Regions from separate parts of the Homo sapiens genome. Here region 1 is linked to region 2. Evidence: read pairs that join two places in POLR2A ChIA-PET (ENCODE). Cell type or tissue: B cell. All regions are shown on one strand. Links, peaks and the distances in the headings refer to the core of each region. The heading gives the core; the rest is flanking DNA.

Region 1 (6,248 bases), core at 900-4,899, 140 kb before region 2:
CAGAGGGAGCTGCATGTGCAAAGATGTGGAAAATGCAAGGGACAGGAAGAGGTCCAGTGTGTCTGAAGTTTAGAGAACAGTGGGAACTTGCTGTGAAGGGGAGGCGCCCTGATAGGCTGGATCCACGACAGTCAGAGCTGCGTGGACCACGTTAAGAACTTTACAAAGCACTTGATTCAAAAACAGAGTTTATTTGCTCTGGTAAGACAATTTCCTCTAGCCCCTTGCTTTCTGCTGTTACAATACACCCATGTGTGGTCTGCAAATACATGCCCAAAACCTTCTAGAGGAAAGGTACTGCCTTTAATAGTTTTCACTCTGATTGAGGAAGTTTGATGTAGATATATTTAATAATCAACAATCATCCACTTGCTTGCATCCTCAACTCCCTGCCCCTCTCTAAATTGCTGTAATCACTTGGCAAAATGACCATATTAGCCATCCCTACTTTACACTTACTAAGTGCTTGCACCCATGCAGCTGAATCTGAAAAAAAACACCCAATCATGCTGACTTTAAATTCATGATTACTGATGTTAAGTAGGACCTTAAAGATGCTTGAACATCTCATTACAGGTCCCTGTTCATTGATTTTCCTACATATTAGTTTTATACCTTCATTCATACCCAATGCCTTGTCTCCTATCCTCATTCTCACACAATGACCTTGCTTCCTACTGCATTGATTACACTGAATTATTCAAAAGAGAACTTCCCTAAGCTCCCATCATTATTTTAATCCTTCTGTCACTATCTTTACCCACAGACCTGCCTTCAGAAGCTCAGCATAAGAAATATGAAGAAAGCTAATCAAAATACTTCATAATCAAATTGCTCAGAACGAGTGATAAAAGAATCTTAAAAGCATCCAAGGAAAAAAATACATGTCGTATACAGCAGAACAAAACTAAGGATTACATCAGTTTCTCATTAGAATCAAAACAAGCAAGAAGACAGAATAACAGTTCAAACATATTCAAAGAAAAAAAGCTATCAACCTAGAATCCTTATACTATTCCTTTTTTTTTTTTTTTTAAGACAAAGTCTCACTCTGTCACCCAGGCTGGAGTGCAGTGGCACGATCTCGGCTCACTGCAACCTCCACCTCCCAGGTTCAAACAATTCTCCTGCCTTAGCCTCCGGAGTAACTGGGACTACAGGAACACACCACCATACTCAGCTAATTTTTGTATTTTTAATAGAGACGGGGTTTCTCCATGTTGGTCAGGCTAGTCTTGAATTCCTGACCTCAGGTGATCTGCCCGCCTTGGCCTCCCAAAGTGCTGGGATTACAGGTGTGAGTCACCGCGCCTGACCCTTATACTATTCCTGATACCACTTAAAGGTAGACTATGATAAAATAAAGATGTATACTATAAACCCTAAAGCCGCCACTAAATAATAAAAGTTATTGTTAAAAGCTTACAAAAGTCATGTAAAGGATAACGAAACAAATACTTGATTAATCTAAAAGTATAAAACAAGAAAAAACAAAGAAAAGAGAGAAGTAGGAAAGAAATTGCAAGATGATAGACTCATAAATCATATTAAATGTAAATTGTCTAAACACACTGAATAAAAGGCAGAGATTGTCAGATTGTCAGAGATTGTTTAAAATCTTGAATTTTTTAAATTGCTGCTTATAAGAAGGGAAACATTAAATATAAAGACACAAATAAGTTTAAAATACAAGGATGGAAAAAAGATATATCATGCTAACACTAGTGAAAATAAAGTGGAGTGACTTTATCAATTTTAAACAAAGTAGAGTTCAGAGCAGAGAATATAACCAGAGATAAAGAAGATCATTTAATAATAATAAAAGAACCATTTAATCAAAAGGTCATAACAATCCTAAACATTTTTGCATCTAATAACAGGACTTAAAAATATATGAAGCAGAAACTGATAGTACTGCAATGCGAAATTGAAAGATCCACAATAGTCAAATATTTCAATGCCCCTTTCTGAATAATTTATAATGCAAATAAGCAGAAAATCAACAAGGTTATAAGAGACTTGAGCAACACTATCAACCATCTTGACCTGATTGACATTTATTAAACACTCCAATAATTGGCAGAATACACATGGTTCTTAAGCATATACAGAAAGTTTAGAAGATGGACAATAATCTGGACCATAAACAAATGTTAACAAATTCAAAAGGATTGAAGTCATGCAAGATACATTCTCTGACCACAATGTAATTAAATTAGAAATCAATAACAGACTGATTCTTGGAAAATCCCTCAAAATTTGGGGAATAAAATACACTTCTAAACAAGCCATTGCTATGGTCTGAATGTGTCCCCACAAACTTTCTATGTGACAATTTGCCAATGTGATAGTATTAAAAGGTGGGGCTTTCAGGAAGGAGGTGATTAGATTATGAAGGCTCTGCTCATCATGAATGGGATTTGTGCCCTTAAAAAAGAGTCTTTTAGGAAGCCTGTTTGTCCCTTTTGCCCGTTTTGCCCTTCTGCTATGTGAAGACACAGGATTCACCTCTTCCACCATATGAGGACACAGAAACCAGACACTAAATTTGTTAGTGCCTTGATCTTGGATTCCCCAGGCTCCAGAACCATGAGAAACAAATTTCTGTTGTTTATAAGTTACCCATTTGAAGGTATTTCATTATGGTAACCCAAATGGACTAAAACAGAAGTTGGTACTGAGAAATGGGGTGCTGCTGTAACGATTACCTAAAAATGTGGAAACAGCTTTGGAACTGGATAATGGAGAAAGGCTGGACTATAAAGGGATGCGATAGTGTGGGCTCAGAAGGAGAGAAGAGCTGTAAAAAAAAAAAAAGCCTCTGTCTTAAGTGGTCATGATCAAAGTGTTGGCAGTGAACGAAATTCTGATGAGGTCTCAGGTGGAAATAAGGAATAAAATATTGGAAACTGGACAATACGCAAACCTGGTTTTTAAGTGGTAAGAACTTGGTTAAATTGTGTTTGTGTCCTAATGTTTTGTGAAAGAAGGAGTCCAATATCCAGTCTTAATAGAAACCTCTCAGATAACTAGAAATAGCGAGGAACTTCCTCGACCTGATTAAGTATATCTACAAAAGACCTACATCTAACGCGATGCATAATGGTGAAAGACTGGATGCTTTCCTCCTTAGATCAGAAAAAGACAAGGATGTCTAGTCTCACCACATCTATTCAACATTGTACTGGAGTTTCTAGTTAGTGCCATCAGACAGGAAAAATAAATAAAAAGCATTCAGATTGAATAGGAAAAATATCTTTATTCCCAGTGGAGTGAATGTCTATGTAAAAAAATTCAATAAAATCTGTAAAAAGAGGCCAGGCGTGGTGGCTCACACCTGTAATCCCAGCACTTTCGGAGATTGGGGCAGGAGGACTGCTTGAGGCCAGGAGTTCGAGACCAGACTGAGCAACATAGCAAGACCTTGTCTCAAAAAAAAAAAAAAAAAAAAAGAATATGTGAAAAGAAAAATGCCATTAAAATTAATAAGTGAATTTAGCAAAGTTGCAGGATACAAGATCAACATACAAATATTGAGTGTAGGCCGGGCTCGGTGGCTTATGCCTGTAATCCCAGCACTTTGGTAGGCTGAGGCAGGCAAATGACTTGAGGTCAAGAGTTCGAGACCAGCCTGGCCAACACGGTGAAACCCCGTCTCTACTAAAAATACAAAAATAAGCCAGGCGTGGTGGTGCATTCCTGTAGTTCCAGCTACTCGGGAGGCTGAGGCAGGAGAATTGTTTGAATCCGGGAGGCGGAGGTTACAGTGAGCCAAGATCGTGCCACTGCACTTCAGCCTGGGCGACAGAGCGAGACCCTTTCTCAAAAAAAAAAAAAAGTATATATTGAGTGTAATTCCATATATTAACAATGAACTATTAGAAATAGAAAATCTTAAATGCATTTTATGACATCAAAAAATTAAATATTTAGACATAAATCTAACAAAAGATATGAAAGCCCTGTACATTAAAAACTGCAAAGTATTGCTGAAAGATATTTTAAAAGACCTAAATATGTAAAGGCATACCTCATTCGTGGGTTGGAAGACTCCATATTGTTAGATGTCACTTACTTCAAACTGATCTCATATATTCAAGTAATCCCAATCAAAACCCCAAAAAGTTTTTTGTAGAAATTGATAAGTTGATTCTGAAATTCATATGAAAATGCAAAGGACCTAGAATAGACAAACAACTCTGAAAAAGAGCAAAATTATGTTACTACAACTACCTAATTTCAACACTTATTATAAAGCTACGGTAATCAAAATAGCATAATATTAATAGAAAAATACACAAATATATCAGTGAAACAGGATAGAGTCCAGAAATAAACTCATGCATATATGGACAACTGATTCTCCTCAAAGGTGCAGGCATAATACAGTGGAGAAAGGGAAGACCATTTGATAAATATTTCTGAAATAATTGTATATAAATATGCAAAATAATGGATCTATATCCTACACCATATGCAAAAAATTAACTAAAAACATGCCATTGACCTAAATGTAAAATCTAAAACCATAGACTCCTAGAAGAAAACACTGGAGAAAATCTGTGGGTTAGGTAAAGATTTTAGACATGATGCCAAAAGCACAATTCATAAAATAATAAATCCATAAATTGGATTTAATAAAAATTAAAAACTTCTCTTTAAATCACCTTCTAAGTGATCAAAAAAGCCACAGACTGGGAGAAAATCTTTGCAAAGTATATATCTGGTTAAAAGACATATCAGAAATGTGTTTTAAACTCTCAAAACTCAATAATAAGAAAACAAGCCAGTTTTTTAAAACTGGGCAAAAAATTTGGGCAGGCACCTCACTAAGGAAGATATGCTGATATCAAATAAGCATCTGAAAATGTGCTCAACATCATTAGTCATTAGAGAAATACAACTTAACACCGCGGTGAGATACCACTACACTCCTACTGGTGTGTCTAAAAATTAAAAGACTGACCATACCAAGTGTCATTGAGGATGAGGAGGACTTGGAGCTCTCATTGCTGGTGGGAATGTAAAATGGTTCACAACTTGGGAAAATAATTTGGCAGTTTCTTATACAGTTAAAACACACTACCGTATGATCCAGTCATTCCACTTCTGGATCTTTACTAAAGAGAAAAAAAAAAAAACATAGGTTCTTACAAAGTCTTATGCACGAATGTCTATAGCAGGTTTATTTGTAATAGCAAAACACTGGGGTAAGAAAACAAATATCCATCAACAGATGAATGAAAAAAATTAGAATAGATTATTGTATATCCATACAATAGAACACTACACAGAAACAAAAACTAATAAACTATTGATACACACAACAACATGAATGAATCTCAAAATAACTATGCTGAGTGAAAGAAGCCACATTTTCAAAGAGTACATACTGTGTGATTACATTTACATAAAACTCCAGAAAATGAAAACTAATGTAGACCGAAGGCATGTGAGCAGTTCCTTAAGAATGGAAAGGGAACAGGGAGGGGCAGGAAAGATAGACTTAAAAGAGTGAGAAAACTTTGGAGGGTGATGGATATTTATTTTGTTGACTGTGGTGATGGTTCCACAGCTGTATGTGTGTATATAACATAGGTGACTTGCATGTGACTTTGTGCAGGGATGTGTGTGTCAAAACTCATTAAATGGTATGCTTTAAATATATAAAATTGGATGTCAGTTATACCTCTAGAAAGCTATTTATTTGGCTTTTTCTTGTTGCTCCAAATATGATCCAAATATGCTCCCCAAAGAATAAGATGTCCTGCTACTAGGTAATCCACATCCAGATTCCCCATACCCTTAATCAGAGCATTCCTGAAAGTTGCCCTTTATTTCACTATAAACCTTTCCCACTCCCTTTCCTGTCTTTGAGTCTCTGCCAAATGCTAAATCCCTTACTATGTATATCAGACTCTGAATAAATGGCCTTTGTTTATTCTCATTTGAGTGATCTTCATTTATTTCCTCTGTGTGTCTGTGTGTGTGTATGTGTGTGTGTGTGTGTGTGTAGTTTTACTATATTGTTGGGTTTTCTTTAATATTGGGAAAACCCATCTTGAGTACAACTATAATTTAAGATGCCTAAACTGGGATAAAATCATATGAATCTCTGGTTGGCTCTGGGGGGAAAAAAAAGTAGAGAAACTGGCAGTCATGACCAAATCCTGACCATTCTGGGCTAACTGCTGCAGAGGTTTGTCCAACTGTTCTTTGATTGTCCTTTGAATATTCAGTCTCTCAGC
Region 2 (6,248 bases), core at 759-4,758:
TTAGAAGATGTCTTTCCAATGAGTGCCTCAGCAGAATAACTTGAAACTCTATTTCTCTCTGGCCTGTGTGGAGTACAGGTCATGTCTGAAGATCTAGTCACAATACTTGGTTGGGACACCATTTGCTGCTCTAAGCCTCTTGATGTCAAAAGCCTCTGCATTGGATTATGGCCAGATACATGTTCAGATGAAACCCCTGAACCTTGCTGTCTGCTTCCAACATCCTGCTGTTGGTGCATAATATCTTGATTGAGATGGTTCTGGGGATGGTTATGATGGTTCCGACTAGTTGAAGGGTTTTCACAGCTCTTCTCTGTCTGGGAGCTTCCAAAGTGTTGCTGCATTTGTTGCTGCATCTGCTGATGGTGGGGATGTGGCTGGCCAGTCTTGGATCGGGATTGGTCAGTTCCATGGTGCTTTGGTTGTAAGGAAAGCTGAGAGGTCTGGGTGCCCTGAACAAGATTCCTCTTTTTCTGCATCTGAACTTCCTGTTGCAGAGTCCTCTGTTGGTGGACATTATGGGGCTGAGAGTGGACAGAGCTCTCTGCATGAGGTACATGATGCTGCATTTGATATAAGTGATGCCTCTCTCTTAACTGCCCTGCTTGTTGTTGTTGCTGTTGCTGCTGCTGCTGCTGCTGCTGCTGCTGCTGCTGCTTTATGTAGAGATGGTTACTATGAAGGTGAGATACACCTTGAGCTGGAACATGCTGCTGCAGGGCCTGTAGATGCTGACTTGCCTGGGTTTGCTGCTGTTCAGCAACTGAAGGCTGAGAACCACACTGAACTTCAGTTTGCCTCAATGCAGGAGTCACAAAGTTGTTACTAGGTGGAAATAATCGTGTAAGGCCATCTCCATGAGCTGGGTTGCTAACAGGCACAACTGAGTTTGAAGAATTAGGAGGGATCTGACTGACCATCATTTGAGTTTGGTCAGAAATGGTGTCTGGAGTTCTGCTCATCAGGGACATACTTTCAAGCCTGAGGGGGGCTGGCTGACAGTGCTTTTGACGTTTAGCTGAAGACAGTAAAAGGTCATCTTGGACAGCACGCTTAGCAGAATCCTTACGGCTTTCATGGCTTGGCTTTAAGAGTGGCTCTTGAATCTGTGAATTTGGTATGGTACTAGTCATAGTATTTAGCTGTTCTTGGGAATATTCAGTCATCAGAGATGGTCCAGGAGGTTGACTGCCATAGGAGCTAGATGAAACGGTCAGATTAACCGTTGCAGGCACAGTTGTTTGCTCTGAAGTTGGGGATAAACCCGCACAGCTGGCCAGAGGATGGCTGATGCTGCTCTGATGGATAAGATTATTCACACTTAAACTGGTGATGCTTGGTGGCTGAGAAGTTGAATCCTGTAAAGATGCATTTGATGTTTTAATTCCTAGAGAACAACTTGGTTTCTCAAGGGGCCTCTCCATAGTTGCTTCAATTGAACCCTGAGAATTAAATTCATTTGGTGTTGCTTCTGCCTGTCCTGTGCCACTCTCTTTAGGTATCTGTGATTTGAAGGGTGGGTCTCCCTCTAACAATGATGCTTCAGAAGGCTTTGAAGCAACTTCCCTTATATCAGCCTGGAGGCCAACTCTCCCCTTCTCAAGGTTCTCCTGGTCAAAAATAGCTCTTGCTGCAAGAGCTACTATATCAGTTTGCTCTACAAAGGTACAGCTGTCACATGTATTAGTTGTTGCATTGCTGGTCACATCTTCTCTTGTTGTTTCAGGAAGCATGGATGCAACTGAGAAACTACGACTACTGCCAGAGCTGGTTGACATGGGAGAGTCGGCCTGTCTACCGTTGATCAAAGAACCATTAATAACCTCTTGATCAGGGAGGCAGGAATGATGCTGTGGAGGATCTCTATCATCATTGTTCATCAGTAATAGTTCCTGTTTGGGATGTAAATTCACACTTGAATCAACTATTTTAGGATTTTCTGAAGAAAAGTCAGGATGATCCATCTGATCAGAAAGAGATGATTTCTGAGGGTTTTTTTTTTTAGCAAGATCAGATAGCAATGTAGTTAAACCTTGCCCCTTTAAGAGACCTGTGGTTTGCATTGTATCTGATGAATCTTGCTCAACTCTGCAAGGTTCAGCAATGATTTCTACCTCAGAAACACAGTCAGTACTTGTAGTGCTTGTTGTAGATGACAAACCAGGAACCTGAGAAACCAAAATGTGAGGATCACTTGGAGATGGAATCAATACATTGGCTGAAGCGCAGGGTTTGGCAGCATCTGATAATGCTAAACTACTTGGTGGTTTATCCTGAGATGTCTCTTGTTGTAGATTAGGGGTAGAATCTTTGGATTTTGCTGCGGCCATTGCAAAATGTTCACTTGTTACAGATTCTTGGGAGGGTGGGCTGGACTTTTCTGCTGACTTAGATTTCGATACAGACTCAGGTATTAATGATTCAGAGCTTAGAACACCCAAAGAATGTGAAGCAGAAACACTCACACTATTTGCCTGAGACACAGAGACAGATGGTAACACAGCAGGGAAGCTTTCTAGCAGTCCATCATTACAGGGTGGCTCTGCTGAGCCTTCAGTGTTGGGGCAGTCTAACTTGCTCACATCTCTGACTGAATTCAGGGGACACGCTGACTTGTTTGCTGCTAAGTGTTTCCTGCCACCTGGCTTCTTATTCAACCTTTTAGATTTCATGTTAGGCAAACAAGCAACAGTGTTCATTGAGGAAGTACTCACTAGATTATAAGTACTAGCTAGTGTGGCTGAACTATCTGTTGTCACAGGAGGTGCTGCAGTTGTTGTTAATGAAACACAGTTAGCTGTAGTGGTTTGACTATTTGCAGCAGTTTGAGAATTGGCAGGCTGGCTAATAGACAATTGTACACAGCTTTGCCCAGCCATCTGTGATATGCTTTGATTGAGGCTGGCCAAAGCACCAAATGTATTCAGGGCAACATTGGTATTTGGATCTTCGCTGGTGGTGGGTTGAATAATTTGCATAGGGGTTTGATTTGTAGTTCCTGATGAAGACATCACAGGCTGCAAAGCAAAGAGCTGTCCATTTAAAGAAATGGTTTGAGGCTGTTGGTTTGACATGGTAACAGAAAAAGTTTGTGTTGAGTTAGACGCTGATAAAGATGAAGGTCTTGGTAATATGTGGACAAGATGCTTTCCTCCAAAAGTCTGTGGTGTTGGAACATTTTGCACTGAATTATTAGACCCTATTACAGTATTGGCTCCATTGATGGGGAGTCGAACAGAACCAGGAGGTGGAGCAGGGAGGAGTGGCAAAGGATTCTGATTAGCAGCCTGTATGATTACTATCTGTTGACCTACTGTTTGGTTGGAAACTTCTGCCCTCATCACTGTTGGGCATGGGGTGGTGCTAGGTGGCTGAAGAATTATAACATTTTGATTAGTTGGAGCTGAATTAACAGCTGACCCAACTGGCTGAGCCATCTGAATCACTTGCATTGCTGAATTCAGTGGAAGGATATTTTTGGGAGGCTGAGATTTAACTTGTGGCTGGGCAATTAGTGGCTGCATAGGTAAAGATGGACAAGAAGGCAATGTTACAACTACTTGCTCAACTGGCTGCCCATCTGCTGGAAAGGAATTATTCAAGTTGATGTCTGTAGCCACATATCTACTGTGGTTGCTTGTGGTGGGGCTAGTACCAGACTCATTTAATACTGGAGTCACAGCAGAAGATGGTGTCTGGCTTAAGGGCTGAATAGTGTTTCCTGCCAGTTGCAAAGTAGTCCACGTTGTCTGTGTGTTTCCAGCTGAAGAGATTCGTGTAAGGCTATTAATGTTTTTCAAATCTGAAGTACTAACACTTGAAGAAGGCAAAGAACAAGAAAGAGTCCAACCATTGTCCAAAGGGTTTCCCGAAAGAGTGCTTATAGGAATGGTGGCCTTCCCTACTCCAGGGGCAGATGATGCCACCACTGTAGCTGTACTTGTCAAGTCTGCACTCTTACTAATGCTCATTGGAGAAGAATCACCTGCAGTTCTGGGAGGCTGCGAGCAGACTGTGGTGGTAACTGAAACAACAAAAGTGTTTTGAAAATCACCTCTGAAGTCCTGTATGCTCAGGCAGGACTTGTTTCCATGGTGCACTTTAGTGGCAGTTGCTGAGGAGCTGTGGGGGATGTTTGTAACACAAGGGGTCATTTTCTTCAATACTTTGGGGTTCTCTTGTCCATTCTTATTTTCAGAAGAATTTTGATCATTTAGGCATGTGTGCAAAGAATGATGTTGGTGAGGCTCAGATTCAATTGAAACAGCAATCAGTGAGCCACTAGTGGCACCAAGCACATTTGATTCGCTTTCAGAGGTGGGAAGCTCGAGAATACTCTGAGCAGAAATGGCAGCAGGAAGACAAAGAGGAACAGGCTGGTTGGTAGCCAATGCAGGAACTGTGGTCTGATGCCATGGCTTGTTTTCAGAAGGGTAAACTCCAGAAATAGATACAGGAGTCACAAGATTGCAAGTCCTCTGTACTGGCACCACATTGGCGGTCTGCTTTTGTAAATTATGACTAACATTAAAAGTTATCCCCTGAACAGCTGTTCCCTGGCTGTTTCCACCAGGCTGATTCCCGTTGGAATAAACAATAATTTTTTTTTGAACCTGGTCACTAGGAATAACAACAGAGACCTTTGAGTTTTTAAGATTTCCTTTCCAGTGAATTGTCGGGTCATCATATAAGCATATGTCATTAGCTTTCAGTAATTCAATATATCGGCCATTTTCTTTTTGGATTTCTTCCAGTTGTTTCCGTAGCTTTTTTATTTCTTCAGCTATAATATTAAAAACAAAAATTTATAAATACCTGAGAATGTCAGTATTTACAATAACTTGATAAAGAACTGTATACTAAACTACTGAATTCTAATTCTAGCATTCTAAGTACTTCAACCGAGACTCTTCAGCTCTTTTCTAATACAACTTCTTTTTTCTTTTTAGAATGATATCTTAAATCCCTATGCCCTCCTTTAAAAAGTATAAATTTTTAAAGGTCAACTGAAAAATTACTCATAATGTAGAAACCTCAAAATTCCCAATTCAAAAATTTCCAGTAGGGCAGCTACATAGGTGAAGTAAGGGAAGACATACTGATATCATGGCAACATGCTAGCAAGATAACATTGAATATCAATATGCCATTTAAATGCTGCAGCAGCCAACATTACCTGTGATAGTAACAGGCAGTCTCTTTATTTTTTATTTTATTCTTTTGAGACAGAGTCTTGCTCTGTGACCCAGGCCGGAGTGCAGTGGTGCAATCTCGGCTCACTGCAACCTCCACCTCCCAGGTTCAAGCAATTGTCCTGCCTCAGCCTCCCGAGTAGCTGAGATTACAGGTGCGCACCAACACTCCCAGCTAATTTTCATATTTTTAGTAGATTCAGGGTTTCGCCATGTTGGCCAGGCTGGTCTTGAACTCCTGACCTCAAGTGATCTGCCTGCCTTGGCCTCCCAAAGTGCTGGGATTACAGGCATGAGCCACCATGCCCAGCCGACAGTCTCTTTTATAAATCAATTTAGTTTCTATTTTATCCTTTGAAACAATTGAGACAAAAAGGAATAGAACACATAAGAAGCAAAGTGGCACCAAAGTGCACCAAAGAAAGCATCGACAATGGAACCTGCACTTTGCTTGGTAGGGACAATGCAGGTATGCTACTGAGCAGTGAGGGCATTGTCACAGCCCTCCTTTCTAAGGTAGATAGCTTCACCTATGAGTACCACTAATGGGGCAGGCTTAGCTGCTGGTATATGCTCTGTGACCCCACACATCCCCATCTGCCTTGAAACAGTGGAGAGTATTCTCATTCCTTTTCCAAAGCATCCTATTCTCCAGGCTAACACCCTGTGAGGGAGCCTGAAATGAAAAGTTCCATTCCAACAAAGACGAGCTGAAACTAGCAGATCATTTTTCTTAGTTTAAAACTAAGAGACAAAAGAAAGATACCAGTGTCCACGGACAGTAGAAATTAAAGAACAATCATTATGGACCAAATAATAATCATGGTTCTCACTTACTGCACCTTTACTACCTGGCACATTTCATTCCTTGTTTCATTTAATAACAACGACAACTATAACAGCTAACATTTATCAAGCAATTACTCTGTGCTAGGCTTTAATCTAAGTTCTTGTATTATCTCTTTTAATCCTCATAAGAACCATGAGATGGCAATTTATATTTTATTATCACCACTTTTAGATGTGAGAAACAGGCCCAGAGCAGTTATGTAATTT

Evidence for each region. ChIA-PET counts read pairs that join two places held together with the same protein. Peaks named below come from ENCODE experiments on the same cell type or tissue, not always from the same donor. Only the 100,000 strongest peaks of a DNase experiment are listed, where the experiment ranks them.
Region 1: POLR2A ChIA-PET joins it to region 2 with 9 read pairs; 4 of 35 experiments call an interaction of 5 or more read pairs at or near these places.

Annotation. Positions count from the first base shown.
Region 1 is chr3:113,516,286-113,522,533 of GRCh38, forward strand. No RefSeq gene overlaps it. Among named protein-coding and RNA genes, the nearest start is that of SPICE1-CFAP44, 4.3 kb to the left of the region's middle. RefSeq lists enhancers at 54-103, 164-213. In B cell, for the core only: no CTCF peak of the experiment used is centred there; no DNase peak of the experiment used is centred there.
Region 2 is chr3:113,656,643-113,662,890 of GRCh38, forward strand. USF3 (upstream transcription factor family member 3) reads right to left here. Exons shown (of 7, transcript NM_001009899.4): 7 at 1-4,783. Among named protein-coding and RNA genes, the nearest start is that of USF3, 37 kb to the right of the region's middle. In B cell, for the core only: no CTCF peak of the experiment used is centred there; DNase peaks (open chromatin) are centred at 2,759 and 4,389; H3K4me3 peaks cover 2,488 bases; H3K27ac peaks cover 4,000 bases.